Regions from separate parts of the Homo sapiens genome. Here region 2 is linked to region 1. A link is a loop called in an ENCODE intact Hi-C map of the cell type or tissue named here. Cell type or tissue: ascending aorta. All regions are shown on one strand.

Region 1 (8,000 bases):
CTAGGCATGTGGAAGTTATTTATATCCTACTGCTAAAGGTTATCACCAAGCTGTGATTGCAAAAATTCAAAAAATTGCAACCTCAGGCGTTAATGAGCCTTTGTCCTTGGCCTGTTAACTTTACAAGTGCTTCTCATTCTCTTCTGAATGCTTTGGTGCAACAGCATACCTGGAATATAATGAAGTTAGATATTTCCCTTCTCCCACATGGAAAGCTAGATGGTCTTGGAATTGTGTATTTTCCTTGCTTTTCCTCACACAGAATGCTAGACGGAGCTAGAGTTGGGTATTTTTTATTTCCCCTGCTTGATTAGGCTCTAAAAAATAACTCATAGTTTAGGCTCTGGTGAAATAGTTTTTCTTGAGGGCAGGCCTTGTTAAGAACAGAATGCTCTGATATATTTGAAAATGTTTTCCTTCCTCTGCTGAACCATGAGGGGATTTTTCTGATATTCACTGTGAGAACCTGGTTGAACTCCTGGAGATAAAACTCACAAAAGTGTGCGACCCCCTTTATGACTAAGTCCTCTGGGATTTTTAACTCTTAGACTTATGTACACTGAACCCTCAGCAATTTGTCAATTGCAGTTTAGGTCTTCATACTCCAATAGTAGTTACTGGGACTGTTTCTGCTTGTGGGTTTTTGCTTTAGTAAGTTGCGATTCTCTGTATTCACCTGGCTGTCTTTCTCCCATTTTGGGGGCAGCCATTCATCCTGTGACTTCACTTTTCTGTCACGTCCAGGAAGAGTTGTTGATTTTTCAGTTTTACCCGTTAGGATAGATAACTTCCAAGCTCCTTTCATGTTGGACTGGGAACTCCTGTGTATTGCACTTCGTTTGATGCAGTTTTGGGTTTAATTTCTCTTTTTTATTTTGATGCTCTTAGTTTATCATTTATTAAAAGTTTACCATGTATGTGGTTGAATCCGATCATATTTTTCTCTATAATTTCTTTACTTCCATTCTCAAGAAATTCTTCTTCCACAAGGCTAATAAATATAGTGTTTTTCTTCTGATGGTTGTTTAAAAAAAATCTTACAACTTTTAGTCATTAGCATATGATAGTTCATTTTACCTTAGAGTATTGGATGTAGTTCTGAATTCTTTTTTTTCTCTGTTGTTACCCAGTTAGTCCACTACAACTGAATTTGAAAGCTTTGTTTCCCAGCTTTGTTTCAAATTCTTCTGTTTTTTTTTCTTTTTGCATTTTTTTAAATTATACTTTAAGTTTTAGGGTACATGTGCACAACGTGCAGGTTTGTTACATATGTATACATGTGCCATGTTGGTGTGCTGCACCCATTAACTCGTCATTTAACATTAGGTGTATCTCCTAATGCTATCCCTCCCCGCTCCCCCCACCCCACAACAGTCCCCAGAGTGTGATATTCCCCTTCCTGTGTCCATGTGTTCTCATTGTTCAATTCCCACCTATGAGTGAGAACATGCGGTGTTTGGTTTTTTGCTGTTTGCCAGCCATTTCTTATATACTAGTCTGTAATACTATACTTTACTTGTTGATGTTACTCTGTATTATGTTTTATTATGAAATTAGTAGAACTAGTTCTCCTATTCCCTTCATTTATTGTATATTTTAATACCTTTTTTGTATTTTAAAGATTGTAATAGAATATCAGTAACCTAAAAATTGCCATTTTAACCATTTTTAAGTGTACAGTTCACTGCCATTAAGTACAGTCACATATTTGTGCAGCCATCACCACCATTCTTTTCCAGGACTTTTTCCATCTTCCCAAACTGAAACTCTGTATCTATTAAACTCTAACTCCCTATTTTTCCCTTCTTCCAGTCCCTGGCAATCACCATTCTACTTTCTGCCTGTATGAATTTGACTATTCTAAATATGTCATCATATGAATGGAATATCAGTATTTGTCTTTTAGTTAGTGGCTTATTTTTTCTTAGCATAATGTCCTCAAAGTTCATCCATATTGTTGTGCAACCATTATCACAACTTTTTCATCTCAAGCAGAAACTGTGTTACCATTAAATAATAATTCCCCATTCTCCCCTCTCCTAATCCCCTAGTAGCCTCTAATCTACTTTCTGTCTCTGTGAATTTGTCTATTTTAGTTACCTCTTTAAGTGGAATCACACAATATTTGTCCTTTTGTGTTTGGCTGAGTTTACTTAGCATAATGTGTTCAAAGTTCATTCATGTAGCACTTATCACAAGTTCATTCCTTTTTATGGCCCAATAATATTTTATTGTATGAATATACCACATTTTGTTTTTCTTTTCATTTCTTGATGGACCCTAAGGTTGTTTTCACCTTTTGGCTATTGTGAATAGTGTGCCACAGTGAACAGTGGAGTACAAGAATCTGTTCATGTACCTGCTTTCAATTCCTTTGGGTATATACCTAGGAGTGGGATTGCTTGGTAACTTTGTGATTATGTGTTTAGCTTCTTTTTTTTTTTTTTTTTTTTTTTTTGGAGATGGAATTTCGCTCTTGTTGCCCACGCTGGAGTGCAATGGCATGATCTTGGCTCACCGCAATCTCCGCCTCCCGGGTTCAAGCGATTCTCATGCCTCAGCCTCTGAGTAGCTGGGATTACAGGCGTGCGCCACCACGCCTGGCTAATTTTTGTATTAGTAGTAGAGACGGAGTTTCTCCATGTTGGAAAGGCTGGTCTTGAACTCTCGACCTCAGGTGATCCGCCCGCCTCAGCCTCCCAAAGTGCTGGGATTACAGGCGTGAGCCACTGTGCTCGGCCTGTGTTTAGCTTCTTATATCGCAGTTCTCTATTTAGCTTTTTGAGGAACCACCAAACCATTCCACAGTGACTGCACTGTTGAACATTCCCACCAACAATGTACAGAGGTTCCAATTTTTCTACATTTTTGCCAATGTTTAACTTTTTTTAATGAAAAAAAAATTTTTTTTTAAATTACTCTGTCCTAATCTGTGTGAAATGGTATATTGTTGTTTGGGCTTGCATTTCCTTAGTGATTAGTGACGTTGAACATCTTTTCATGCTAATTGGCCATTTGTATGTCTTTGGAGAAACATCTCTTCAAATACTTTGCCCATTTTTTAATTGTTATTTATTTTTTGTTGTTGAGCTGTAGGAGGTCTTTATTATTATCAGTATTAATCCTTTAATATATATGTGGGTGGGAGATATTTTCTCCCATTCTGTGGGTTGTCTTTTCACTAGTGTCCTTTGATAAACAAAAATTTTTGATTTTTTTTTTTTTTTTTTGAGACAGAGCCTCATTCTATTGCCCAGGCTGGAGTGCAGTGGCACAATTGTAGCTGCCACCTTGAACTCCTGGGATCAAGTGATTCTCCCCTCAGCTTCCTGAGTAGCTAAGACTACAGGGGCATACCATCATGCCCAGCTAATTATTAAATTTTGTGTGTGTGTGTGTGTGGGTGGGGTGAAACCCCATAATGAATTATGTTCCCCAGGCTGTTCTTGAACTCCTGGCCTCAAGCAATCCTCACTCCTCAGCCTCTCGAGTAGCTGGGATTACAGGCGTCAACTACCATGCCCAGCCATAAGTTTTCAATTTTAATGAACTCCAATTTATCTTTGTTGTTGACTGTGTTTTTGTTGTTATATCAAAGAAATCACTGCCAAATCTAATGTCATAAAGATTTCCCCTATGCATTCTTCTAAGAGTTTTATAGTTTTCTGCCTTATATTTAGGTGTTTGATCCACTTTGAGTTAATTTTTGTAGATGGTGTTAGATAACTGTCCAACTTCTTCCTTTTGCATATGACTATCCTATGTTCACAGCACCCTTTATTGAAAAGACTGTCCCTTCCCTATTGAATGGTTTCAGCATCCTTGTCAAAAATCTTTTGAGCATATATTTGAAAGTTTGTTCCTGGGTTCTGTTTTCTATTTCTATGGTCGATATGTCTCTCTTTATTCTAGTACCACGCTATTTTAATACATTTTTATAATTTTAAAGTATATTTGCTTGGCTATTTAAAAAAATTCTTAGAATTTTGTTGCATTGGAAAATATTTATTTTGAGCTTTTATTACATTTACTTGTTAACTTGAATAATGTGAATATTTATATTTCTTGTTCAGGAACTTGGGTGTTTCCAGTCCATTCATTTCCTTTTCTTATAAGAGGATGGAAGCTAACAGTGTTTGAACATTGCTGTCCTTATCTTTAAACACGTGACTTTCCACCATGTACAGTTTAGAACCAGATTGTCATATTCTGCAAAAAACTGTTATTTGGATTGAGATTATATTACAGATGTGTTTGGCTTCACTGTTGTGCATTTGAATCATATGACATTACCTTTTGAAAATACTCATTTTTATTTTTGGTTTCATGCCAACTACTTAATGCTTAGCGTTTAGTCAAGAAAATCCTCTGTTATAAAGTCTTTTTTCTACAACCATATAACTTTTAATGTGATTTACATGTGAAATCTTATTTTGTTTTTCAGTGTTCATTGTGCTAGAAAAACAAGGACTATTACACTGTTTGCTTCTTATATCAGGGGAAACATAAGTACCTAAGCATCTTTTTAGATCGTCTTTTAGGTCACATTTTATTTTTGTTTATAGTGCCTGTAGTGATAATTCTTTCAGGGAGGACAAATTTTTTTTGACTTCTCTTTTGGTTTTCATTTTCAGTAAACAAAACTCTATGGTATAAATTTGCTTAGATGCCCTTATTCTTCAAGAATGATTCTTGAGGGTTGAGGAGTGGAATGATTTGACTCAGTCAGAACCTCTTTGCAAGTGAAATTGGCTCACCCTTACGATTTTGATTATTTTGGCCTTTTAATTTCCAATCTGAAAATAAAGAAAATTTTACCAAAGTAAATATGAAAATGAGCAGTGTAATAGCAGCAATAACCCTTTCTTTAACTATGACACTACACTGGTGATGTTTGGATACTGTAGCTTTTTTTAATTTATAAGTCATTTTTAGCCTTCCAAATAATTCTCTCAAAACAAGGAAGCATTACGTGTAATTGGTCTTTATAGTCCTTGTTTTTGACTTATACTAGTTGCCTTAGTTGTAAATAATTTATATATTTTAAAATTATGAAATACTTCAAATATGTACATAAGTATAGAGAATAATATGCCAATACATATCACTCAGATTTAACCAATATAATTCCTATTTTTTCAGATTTAAATTTGTTTTTAAAGAAGTATTATAGAAAGTTGAAAACTTATTTATTTTATATTCCCTGATTCTAATACTCTCCCTCTTTAGAGTTATCTACTACCCAAATAGGCTTGAATCCTTCCAGTCTAAGTTTTTATATTTTGTTTCATATGTATGCACTTATACATTATAGTATGTTTTATATTTCTAAATTTTCCTTAGTAGTAACATTGTGACTATCATTCCAAAATTTGTTATTTTACCAGTACCTTAGACTTTAAATTATTTTCTCTGTAGGTAAAATTTATTACCACATACTACTGAAAATTTGTTACCATACTTTTGGTATATGAACCACGCTTGAAATATATTAACATTCAGCTTTGGCTTATAATTGTTTGCCTATACATAGGTTTAATTATTGAGGTACTTGTGTCCTTGGAATTTTACTTTTTAAACCTAATTTAATACTTGTATAGTATTACTCTTTTGCTCATTTTGCATGTACACAATCCTCCAATGTTGATATCTCATTTTTTTTCCCCCTAAACACACATGGGGAATTTAAAGGTAGAAAAGGGAGGATAACTTATTTCTTAAATCTGAGTTCAATATTTTTTTTACTACCCAGATCTTATAGTCTGCCATGTGGGACTGTGTTTGTAATGTGTTGGATTTTTAAATACATGCTAGTTGGCTTCTAAATTCATTTGGGCTTTATTAGAATTGAGTATAATACAGTTCTCTTTTGCAGGGGCTCACAACGAAGTAAGACAGTAGATGACAATTCTGCAAAGCAGACTGCGCACAATAAAGAAAAACGAAGAAAGGATGATGGCATTTCTCTTTTAATATCTGATACTCAGCCTGAAGGTTTGTGAACCTTAGAAAACTGTTGGAATTTGAATTTTTTCTTATTGTATTAATAATAATTTTTGTTATAAATAAATTATTTTATTTTACTTTGAAAGGATATGTGAAAGTAAAGGGAGATTATTTGGCAACACAAATAAAATTGCTAAACCTACTCTTTATGTAGCGTAGTACTCATTTCTAGATTTATTTACTAATCCCAAAAGTTAAATTTTAATATATTTTTTTCTTCTTTGGGGAGACTTGGATATAGCTATGAAGTTATGTTCATTTAGCTGTTTCTAAGTGTTGTTTCCATGGATATTAATGTTACTGCTAACTGGGTTTTTATTATTAGCTAATCACTGTCTATTTGCCTACCATGAAATACATTCTCTATTCATTAGAATTTCTCTCAACTTCAGGAGGATGCCAAACAAGCCACTATTAGCAAATTTGAAGGTAAATACTTCCTAGACTTGTGAAAATTTTTTGTAGGCCTCCTTGCATATAGGATTTATGATTCGACTTCTTTTTCTTTTTTGCCTCTCTTTCAAGAATTAAAAATATTTTACTGATACTTGAAGAAAAACAATTTTACTACATTATTTATTTGTGAAACTAACACCTTTAGGGGTCTGTTGGATTATTGATAGCTTCAAATGTTGTTGAAGTCTCTTTGTTGCTTGCTTTCTTTCTTGCTTTTCTCTTTCTCTTTTTCTTTTTAAGACAGGGCCTCACTCTGTCACCCAGGCTGGTGTACAGTGGCATGATCACACATGATCACAGCCCACTTCAGCCTCTATCTACCTCCTGGGCTCAAGTGATCCTCCCACATCAGCCTCCCGAGTAGTTGAGACTATAGTCATGCACCACCACGCCTGGCTAATTTTTTGTATTTTGCAGAGACAAGGTCTTGCCGTGTTGCCCAGGCTGGTCTCAAACTCCTGGGCTCCAGTGATCTGCCTGCCTCGGCTTCCCAAAATGCTGGGATTATAGGCAAGAGCCACCGCGCTTGGCCACTGTTTTATTTTTGAGTGATTTCATAAGTTATTCACAATACAAAAAAATCTTTTGATGATGCTGTGCAAAAATTCATTACACTTCATTTGGAGCACAGCTATTTAAAGATTCTTTTTAGTAGCCTTTTTAATAGAAAAAAATTTAAAATGAAACTACAGTAATAACTTTTATTTGTACAAGAAACCAGCTGAAACTCTTATAAAGGCAGTCTTTGGAGAATGTGCTGTGACTTTGTTCAGACAAGCTTCCAATTAGTCACTGTCAGTGTATAATGAAAAACATTTATTTTCTTATAAACTGTACTTTTCTTAGAAGTAATTACAATCATCTCTGTGTATCTTTGTGTTCTGCATCTGTAGATTCAACCTAGCAAAGATGGAAAATATTTGAAAAAAACTTCAATAAAAATAATACAATCATAAAAAATACATATAACAACTACATAACATTTATGTTGTATTGGGTATTATAAGTAATCTAGAGATTATTTAAACTATACAGGAGAATGTATATAGGTTATATGCAAATACTATACCTTTAGGGGCTTATGGATCCATGGAGTTTGGTATCCTGGGTCCCTGGGACCAATCCCCTGAGGATACTGAGGGATGACTGTATTGATTACCAAGTAAAAATGTAAGTATTTGTACAAGTGGGCTCAGTTCAGGTACTATCAAGACAAAGATTCCTACTCTACCCAGGAAAGCAGTAGAATGTGAGGACTAACAGTCCTCACATTGACTTGAATAAAATACTTTCTGATTTGTACCCAGGAGTGTTACCTCAAGATCACAGTGGCATTTTAGACATGCATCAGGGAAGAGTACATGACAAAAGAAACATTTTTTAGTTTTTCAGTATCCCTGAAGGTACCACTACTGGTAGGGAAAGTGTTTCTAATACAATTAGCTATTGAATCTTTATTAAAGCAGTGTTTACTCTCCTACATCTGATACCAGTTATTTTTTAAAAACCTGTAAATTAATGGAAATTCTGAATGAAAT
Region 2 (8,000 bases), 140 kb after region 1:
ATTTCCACCTGTTTTCTCTATTTTCAATGTCTGTGTCACCATTTGCCCACTTACCATTCACAGATTACCATTGACCAGTGAAGAACATGTGGGAACTGTGGCAGGATGGAAGGCCCATTCATGGTCAATGTCATATCTTTTTTGACTGATTACTATCCTAATTCATTTTTAAAAATAGTCATTTTCCCTCACCCTATCAATGAAAAATTAAGTTATGAAGGCAAAAATATTTTGTTGGAAATGGCCTCAGGAAGTGCAGGGCTGACTTATTTTCCTAACATTGATTTTCACAAATCTTGACTGTTCCTAGGCTGCTCTTACTGGGCTATACCCATCCCTGAGGCTCCTACCAGTTCTCTTCTGAGCTCTCTCTCCCCATTCATGTTCTCAGTGTTGTGCAAGGCATGTAGCAGTGTATGTAGAGTGGAGGTCAACTGCAGCAGGTTGGGGTTGGTGGAAATGAATGGTCCATGAAAACTGCATTTAATTTAGATCTACAATTACTATTGTGTTTAACTTAGATCTGCAATTACATGGCATGGATTTCTAAAGCTTCTACATGCTCCCTAGATAAAATATGTTAAGGCTTAGATAGGTCATAGGGTTTTATGATTTGGCTCTGAGTTGCACAAAAATTTGACAAAAGCTTATTGATCTATGATGAGTGAGAGTTTTTGTGTGTGGTATTGGTGGCGATGGTGTACTTTAATGGTTCTGGAAAGGAGTTGTCCCATATACTTTGGGGGAGAACTTTAATGAAGGGCTTTGTATACCCCAGTTTCTGTGTTTTGCCTTTTCTTGCATTATTCTTTGTTTAATGTTTTAGGTGATGAAGCCAACCCTTGCAAGTTTCAGGCCTGTAATGAATTTTCAGAGTGTCTGGTCAACCCCTGGAGTGGAGAAGCAAAGTGCAGATGCTTCCCTGGATACCTGAGTGTGGAAGAACGGCCCTGTCAGAGTCTCTGTGACCTACAGCCTGACTTCTGCTTGAATGATGGAAAGTGTGACATTATGCCTGGGCACGGGGCCATTTGTAGGTATGTTGTAGTTACAGATTTTGACTTTAGAGGCTATAGATATTTCCTCTAAAGAAAAGGGGCCTGCACCTATAATTTTAGGATACTTATTATAGTATGCATTATAGAAGTTATATCTAGGCAATAGATGGGAGCCATCTAACTGTCATGTGAGGATGAGTTGTTTAACAGGCCTGAATTTCAATTCAGTAATTTATGCTGTTAGGGAACTGCAAAAAAAAAATTGTCTAAATATGTCCTACTGGCTGGGTGCAGTGGCTCACGCCTGTAATCCCAGCACTTTGGGAGGCCAAGGTGGGTGGATCACCTGAGGTCGGGAGATTGAGACCATCCTGGCCAACATGGCGAAACCCCATCTCTACTAAAAATACAAAAATTAGCTGGGTGTGGTGGCAGGCACCTGTAATCCCAGCTACTTGTGAGGCTAAGGCAGGAGAATTGCTTGAACCCGGGAGGCAGAGGTTGCAGTGAGCTGAGATCGTGCCACTGCACTCCAGCCTGGGCAACAAGATTGAAACTCTGTCTCAAAAAAAAATAAAAAATAAATAAAAAAAAAATAAAAATCCTACTGAGACTACTTGGAGCAGATGGAGATCTTTGTATTGTAGTTTTTAATGGTGATGGTAAGGAAACTGGTGTTCAAATGAGGTTTAGGCATAAGATCACGTTCCTCTATATCTGAAAGTGAAAATGAGTTTTATTGTTATACTTGAATTATATTTTTAAAGGTTTTGGGCCCCTCTTATTCATACTTAGTATTCATTCAAAAATAAAGACAAACATTTAAAAACTTTAAAGTATTTAAAGTTTTCAAAGTGGTGACAAAAATATTTTTCTTTAAGTACATCTGAGATCCATTTTCTAAAGGTAGAACCAATGAGAAGATGAGCAGATTCAGTTAGCCCGACTGTCATCTGCCCACTCCCCTTAAACAAAGTCAAACAAATCAACTTTCCAACCATACACAACCAAAGCTGCGTGGTTGAAGAGGAGAGGATGCTGAGAATAAGGAGGAGAAACAGAAAGTAGAGGACAGTCTGCAAGGTCAAAATGGGCAAATGTTGGCATAGATGCCAGAAACAGGAAATAAGTAGAAATAATCCAGACTCTTCTATATGAAGAAGGATAAAGTTTATAAGGAGAAAAACAGTCCCTTCATGTCCAGAGAAATTAATATTACCTAGAAAAGCAGTGATTTCCTTTCCCTGTGGCCTTAGGGTTTGAAGGATATCTTTAGCATACTGAAAGGACATGGGGCGTCTGGAGGCCTGGGTTCTAGGCCCAGTTCTGCAGCAGACTAATTGTATGGCCTAATGCCAGTCACTTTCCTTCCTAGGCTTGTTTTTTGGTTATCTATAAATAAGGATGTTAAGTAGAATAATTTCCTTAAACCTATTTAGCTTTTTATTCAGTTTTCTTTCAAACAGTCATTGAGGACCTACTAGGTCTGTGCTGGGCTTTATTCACTGCCTTAAATTGTATGATCTTTTAATCTGTCTATTCAACTCTTTATGAAGCTTCACGTGGTCAGCATTTATTTCTCTACTTTCCTCTAGTCCCTCAGAAGGTTCTGCTGTTAATTGTCAGTGTGAGCAGAGTGATTCAGATATCGGACTTGGTGACTGTTGGTTGCAGGTGCCGGGTGGGTGAGAACTGGTGGTACCGAGGCAAGCACTGTGAGGAATTTGTGTCTGAGCCCGTGATCATAGGCATCACTATTGCCTCCGTGGTTGGACTTCTTGTCATCTTTTCTGCTATCATCTACTTCTTCATCAGGACTCTCCAAGCACACCATGACAGGAGTGAAAGAGAGAGTCCCTTCAGGTAAATAAGGAAAAGAGCTCTCTAATGGAATACAATGTTCCATTTACACATTTATTTAGTACTTACCAGGTGCCAAATATTGGACAAGGAGCTGGCTGGGTGGAAGAGAGCTATGAATTTGAATAAACACATGGTCCTTGTCCTCAAAGGGGTGTCAAATTGAAGAAAAACAGAAGTAGCACTAAGAATAAGATGCTAAGGAGCCTTGATGAGGTACAAATAAGTTTTGCCTGGGGAAAGAGTCTTAAAAGTTTTAATGATGGCTGTGGTAATTTGCTGGAGAGAAAGAGTAGACATTTGCTATGTTTGGGCTGGGATGCTTTCTAGCTGGTTGAATGAGCATGAGCAAAGTCAGGGAGGCATGCGTGAACTTCAAGGCTCATCGAAGGAAAGGCATGGTTGAGTGTGACCAGAATGCCTATTTCATGGCCAGAAAGAATTTGGAGAAGCAATGTTGGAGATGAGATAGAAGAGGTGAATTTCCCTTCAGGGAGGACCAGATCTGTTACAACTTGCTCCTCTTTGGCTCAAGCTAGTGGTAATAAGCCAGAATTTAAATCTAGGTAAGGGTCTGTCAATAAATGAAATCTCATTCTCTGTTTAGTTAGGTGTTGCTTCATTGATGGGGAAATAAAACCTGGTCCATTTGCTAGACTCAGGATGCAAGGATCATAATCACATATTGTACTTTGCTTCTGTGCGTCTGAAGTCTGTAAGAGCTACAACTTGAGGTCTAGTTTACTTCTCTCACCATCAACTTGGCTAAGTCCTGGAGCACCTGGGACATACCTCCGTCATTGTTATTATATTCTTATTGTGTCTGACTTTTCATTAGACTGTAACCTCATCCAGGGCAGAGATAAAAGATTATTTGTGTCAGCAGTGTGTAGAACAGTCCTATGCACATGATCAATGCTCGGTAAATATGTGTAGACCTGAGTTGAATTTAATTGAGGCTCTGCTTCCCCTAGACCGTAATATTTATATTTCAGTCAGATTTGCTGCGTGGCTACACACTGATTTTCAATGTGTATAACTCTGGGAATGATGAAGCTACAGTTTATGAAGCACCATCTACTGGCAGACATAGTTTCCAACATTTATGAATGCCAGGCGCCATGGCAAATAAGATGAATGAGACATGGAACAAGTCCACAGGGCACTTGCCATGGGTGTGAGGAAATCATAATGATAACACCTGACAAATAATTTTTGAGGTTGATCTAGATGTTTTTCACAGTTATGTCCCACCATTTGTGTAAAGTGCACCTGTTTTTCTTCAACAGAAATATTGTCCCAGGTAAATAGTCTTCCACATAGTTGAGCATCCAAACAAGAGCCTGAATCCATCATATCTTTCTTTTAGTGGCTCCAGCAGGCAGCCTGACAGCCTCTCATCTATTGAGAATGCTGTGAAGTACAACCCCGTGTATGAAAGTCACAGGGCTGGATGTGAGAAGTATGAGGGACCCTATCCTCAGCATCCCTTCTACAGCTCTGCTAGCGGAGACGTGATTGGTGGGCTGAGCAGAGAAGAAATCAGACAGATGTATGAGAGCAGTGAGCTTTCCAGAGAGGTGGGAAACTTTGCATTTATGTTGCTGTCGCAGCTACTGCTGGTGTGTGTGTGGGGGAGCAGGGGGTGGTGGGTGGGGGTGTGTATGAGTGTATGTGTGCATGCACATGGACTTTAAGAAAGTGTAAAAAATATTTAGTAATTGGTTTTTACCTCGTATCTCCTAGTCTATGATATGCACAGAGTATTAAATTCTAAGCGGTACCTTATTTCCCCCACAATGGCGCTTTTTTTTTTTTTTTGCGTTATTAACTGGTACTCTCTCCTTCCTCCCTTTCTTCCTTAGAAATATGTCTGATTTAGAGCAGGACATGTAATATCCAGAGTAGTGTATGTAGATCCTTCCATTTCTCTGAAAGTGCACACTCCTGCACTTCTTTCTTATAGCATACTTCTGAATAGCCCAGAATGTAACAATTCCTTATGAAAATTAGAACCCCTTTTAAAAGGCTGTTGAGGTTTTTCTAATGCAATGTGTGGCCTATTGTTTCTTTTTTGTTTAAGGAAATTCAAGAGAGAATGAGAGTTTTGGAACTGTATGCCAATGATCCTGAGTTTGCAGCTTTTGTGAGAGAGCAACAAGTGTAAGCTTTTGAAACAGCCCCCCACCCCGACCTACAGACTTAACAGTTTACTCTAGAGTAATGTCACACCTGAGTGAGCACATAATTTCCTGTCCATGTGACAGGAGTCTCCGTGATAACCAACATTTGTTGAGTTCTTCAAAGTTTATGCATGTCCAGGCAGATTATCTCATTTCTTCCTTATAAGGGCTTTGTAAATTGAGTGTTTCTTATTTGAGGAAAGGAAATCTTGGAGACATGAAGGGACTTACTTAAGATGACAGTGATAGCCAGTGGCAGAGAAGATTTAAAACTAAGATACTGTCTGTTTTGGACTAGAGACGCCTGGACTACACATAGTCTTTTCATATTTTCTCTCTTGTTGTCATAGATCTCACTAGTGATCTGATTGATCTGATGCCATAAAATATTTTTCATAGATAGTTCCTTTGAAGAACATTTGAGTAGCCATAAGTCCTCACATATTTCAACATATTCTTTCAATTCTATCTCTGTAGATACTTTTCAGTATGCTTTGAATTACAAATCTCATTAAACTGTATCTCTTGCCTCTATCAAGTTTATCTTAATTTTCCCATTTGCTTTTCTCAGGATGCATTTTGGGCAAATGTCTGTACTTTTTTTCTTTGTTCCCACAATCCATAACTAGACATAGGTTACAAAATAAACTATCTTGAAAAGAGGCCATAATGGGCGTTAGCTGAGTGTATTGGGTAGGATTACAGTTTGGTATTGATATTTGGTCCTACTGTTGCCTTCGTGGAAGTGTTTGTTCGTGGAGGGCCAGATAAGTATCTTCTGGCTTGGCTTTTAGAAGAGAAAAATCAGAGCAATTCATGCATGCTTATAAGAGAAATTAATGAAGGGTCACAATAACACCCATGGCCCTGAGTGGAACACCTGCCCCTTTACTCAAAATTCTTTTTCTCTGATAGGTGGCTCCTTTGCTCGTGGTTCCTCTGTAAGAGAAGGGACAAACTGATAACTGAGGAAACTGAGAAAGGTGCTTTTCTAATTCCATGTGCATGGTAGAGATAACTCTAAAAATCTCTGAACATCTGACTTGGCTCCTAGGAGGTGCTGCCAGTCTTGCTGAATGCAGCCAGAGCAATATCACCAGGCGTCTGCCTTTTAAACCAGAGAATCCATTCATCTCTGCATCTTCAGCCAGCAGATGACCCACGGCTCCATTTCAGTAGTATCCAATAGAAATAACAGGAATGTTTCAACCCTTTAGAAGCCTCTCAAAGCTACCTGCCTGAATGTGTTCACTGAATTAAAAATGCATCTTTTCTAGGCTAAGACATGCAAAGGAAGGATTCAGGAGAGCCTTATAGGAATAGGCAGATTGACTACATGTTTCTGTTTCTTCTGGTGCACTGTCTAACATTAAAATACACACACAGAGTCTATGAAACAAAGAAGATTTGAACTAGAAGACCCTGTGAGACAAAAGAAAGTATACACAGGCTCTGTAACCTTAGGAGGTTCACAGAAGGAATAAGACATTGGAAAGATGTCAGGCATGTAATCCAAACAGCATTTTCAGTTTTCACTTAGTTTCAGAGTTTTCATCTATCAGGTAGCCGAAAAAATGTTAATGGAGTTGATTCAGGATTAAAGCATCACATGATCTTTGTAGAGTGGATTAAAAAAATTTTTAGCACAGAACAGAACAACTTTCCTTCAAATAAAGAAAAAAATAGAAAGTATTCATGATTTTAGGAGTATAGCTTAGTGATGTATGACAGTAATTGCATTTTATTACATTCTTGCTTTTTTTTTACTGAATTGCTCTTTGTGTTTTCATGGCAGGGAAGAGGTTTAACCAAAACTCCTGTTCTGAAACTGATTAGAAGCCTGGAGAAGATGGAGATTACTTGTTACTTATGTCATATAATTAACCTGGATTTTAAACACTGTTGGAAGAAGAGTTTTCTATGAAAAAATTAAATATAGGGCACACTGTTTTTTTTTCAGCTTAAGTTTTCAGAATGTAGTAAGAGATGTTACCATTTTTATTTCTATAAAGACTGAATGCTGTGTTTAAATAAATTGAAAACTACGTAAACTCTGGAAAGTATTCTATAAGAAAAAGCTGGACCTAGGATTTAGGGCTGCAGTTGCTGTCTGCTTCTGAATCACTGGGGGTGTCTCCTAAGAACTGTGCCTCGGGTTTTTCAATAGGAAAATAAGGTGAGACTCTTCCATGGAGAAGTCTGGCTTAGTAAGGGAATATTTTGGAGCATATTTGTTATTGTTGGGTAGAAGGGGAAACCTTTGAAATAGTCTTAATGGATAGTTTATAATCAGGCATTCATCTAAATAAAATTCTTTCTTTTTTTTGATCAAACTGCTAAAGAAAAAGCAAACTTTTTTGCTGCAGGATAGAATTCGGGTTGTATTTTTATGCTTCTATCAGTGTCTTGCATTTCCTGAGCATATTAATCAAGACCATGTTATTGTTATGTTAACTATGTTAATATCCTTTTTTTCTTAGTTTTCAGGATGAATGCATATATATATATATATATATATATATATATATATATATATATATATATATATATAAAGTTTAGAAGATTCCCATTAATCTAAAGACAAATTTAATCACATGGGCAGGGAGGGAGTGAGTGTCGGGTCAAGACCCCAGTGCTGAGAATATATTTTGTTTCTTGATTGCTGGACTGAGGTTCCCTGATTGCTTCTGAAATCTAAAGATGTCTTGGGCAAATCCTGTCTCTCCTCTAGTTCCTGGTGTATTAATTTGGAAAACAGCACTTAACTACCTCACATAATATAGATGAGCTCATTTTCATTGCTTCTCCTTTGTGTAATACCTCCTGTCTAAATTAACTCCTGCTTATACAAAACAGGGCAAAGCTTTTATTACAATTAAAATATTTTAAAAACTGAACAGATAGGAAGTCCATACCTTATATAAATTTTGACAGAAAATGGAAATTTTCCTCTTTCCCC

What was found. Hi-C counts contacts between places; a loop is a spot of excess contacts. Peaks named below come from ENCODE experiments on the same cell type or tissue, not always from the same donor. Only the 100,000 strongest peaks of a DNase experiment are listed, where the experiment ranks them.
Region 2: it touches region 1 in a loop (2.6-fold over the local background); 33 of 110 quality-filtered maps call a loop at or near these places.

The regions. Positions count from the first base shown.
Region 1 is chr3:101,370,002-101,378,001 of GRCh38, reverse strand. SENP7 (SUMO specific peptidase 7) reads left to right here. Exons shown (of 24, transcript NM_020654.5): 7 at 5,876-5,994. Among named protein-coding and RNA genes, the nearest start is that of IMPG2, 53 kb to the right of the region's middle. In ascending aorta, no CTCF peak of the experiment used is centred here; no DNase peak of the experiment used is centred here; H3K27ac peaks cover 2,736 bases.
Region 2 is chr3:101,225,818-101,233,817 of GRCh38, reverse strand. It overlaps IMPG2 (interphotoreceptor matrix proteoglycan 2), which reads left to right. Exons shown (of 19, transcript NM_016247.4): 15 at 827-1,037; 16 at 2,673-2,861; 17 at 4,228-4,438; 18 at 4,942-5,021; 19 at 6,837-8,000. The coding sequence ends at 6,849. Among named protein-coding and RNA genes, the nearest start is that of IMPG2, 91 kb to the left of the region's middle. In ascending aorta, a CTCF peak has its summit at 3,929 (motif pointing left); no DNase peak of the experiment used is centred here.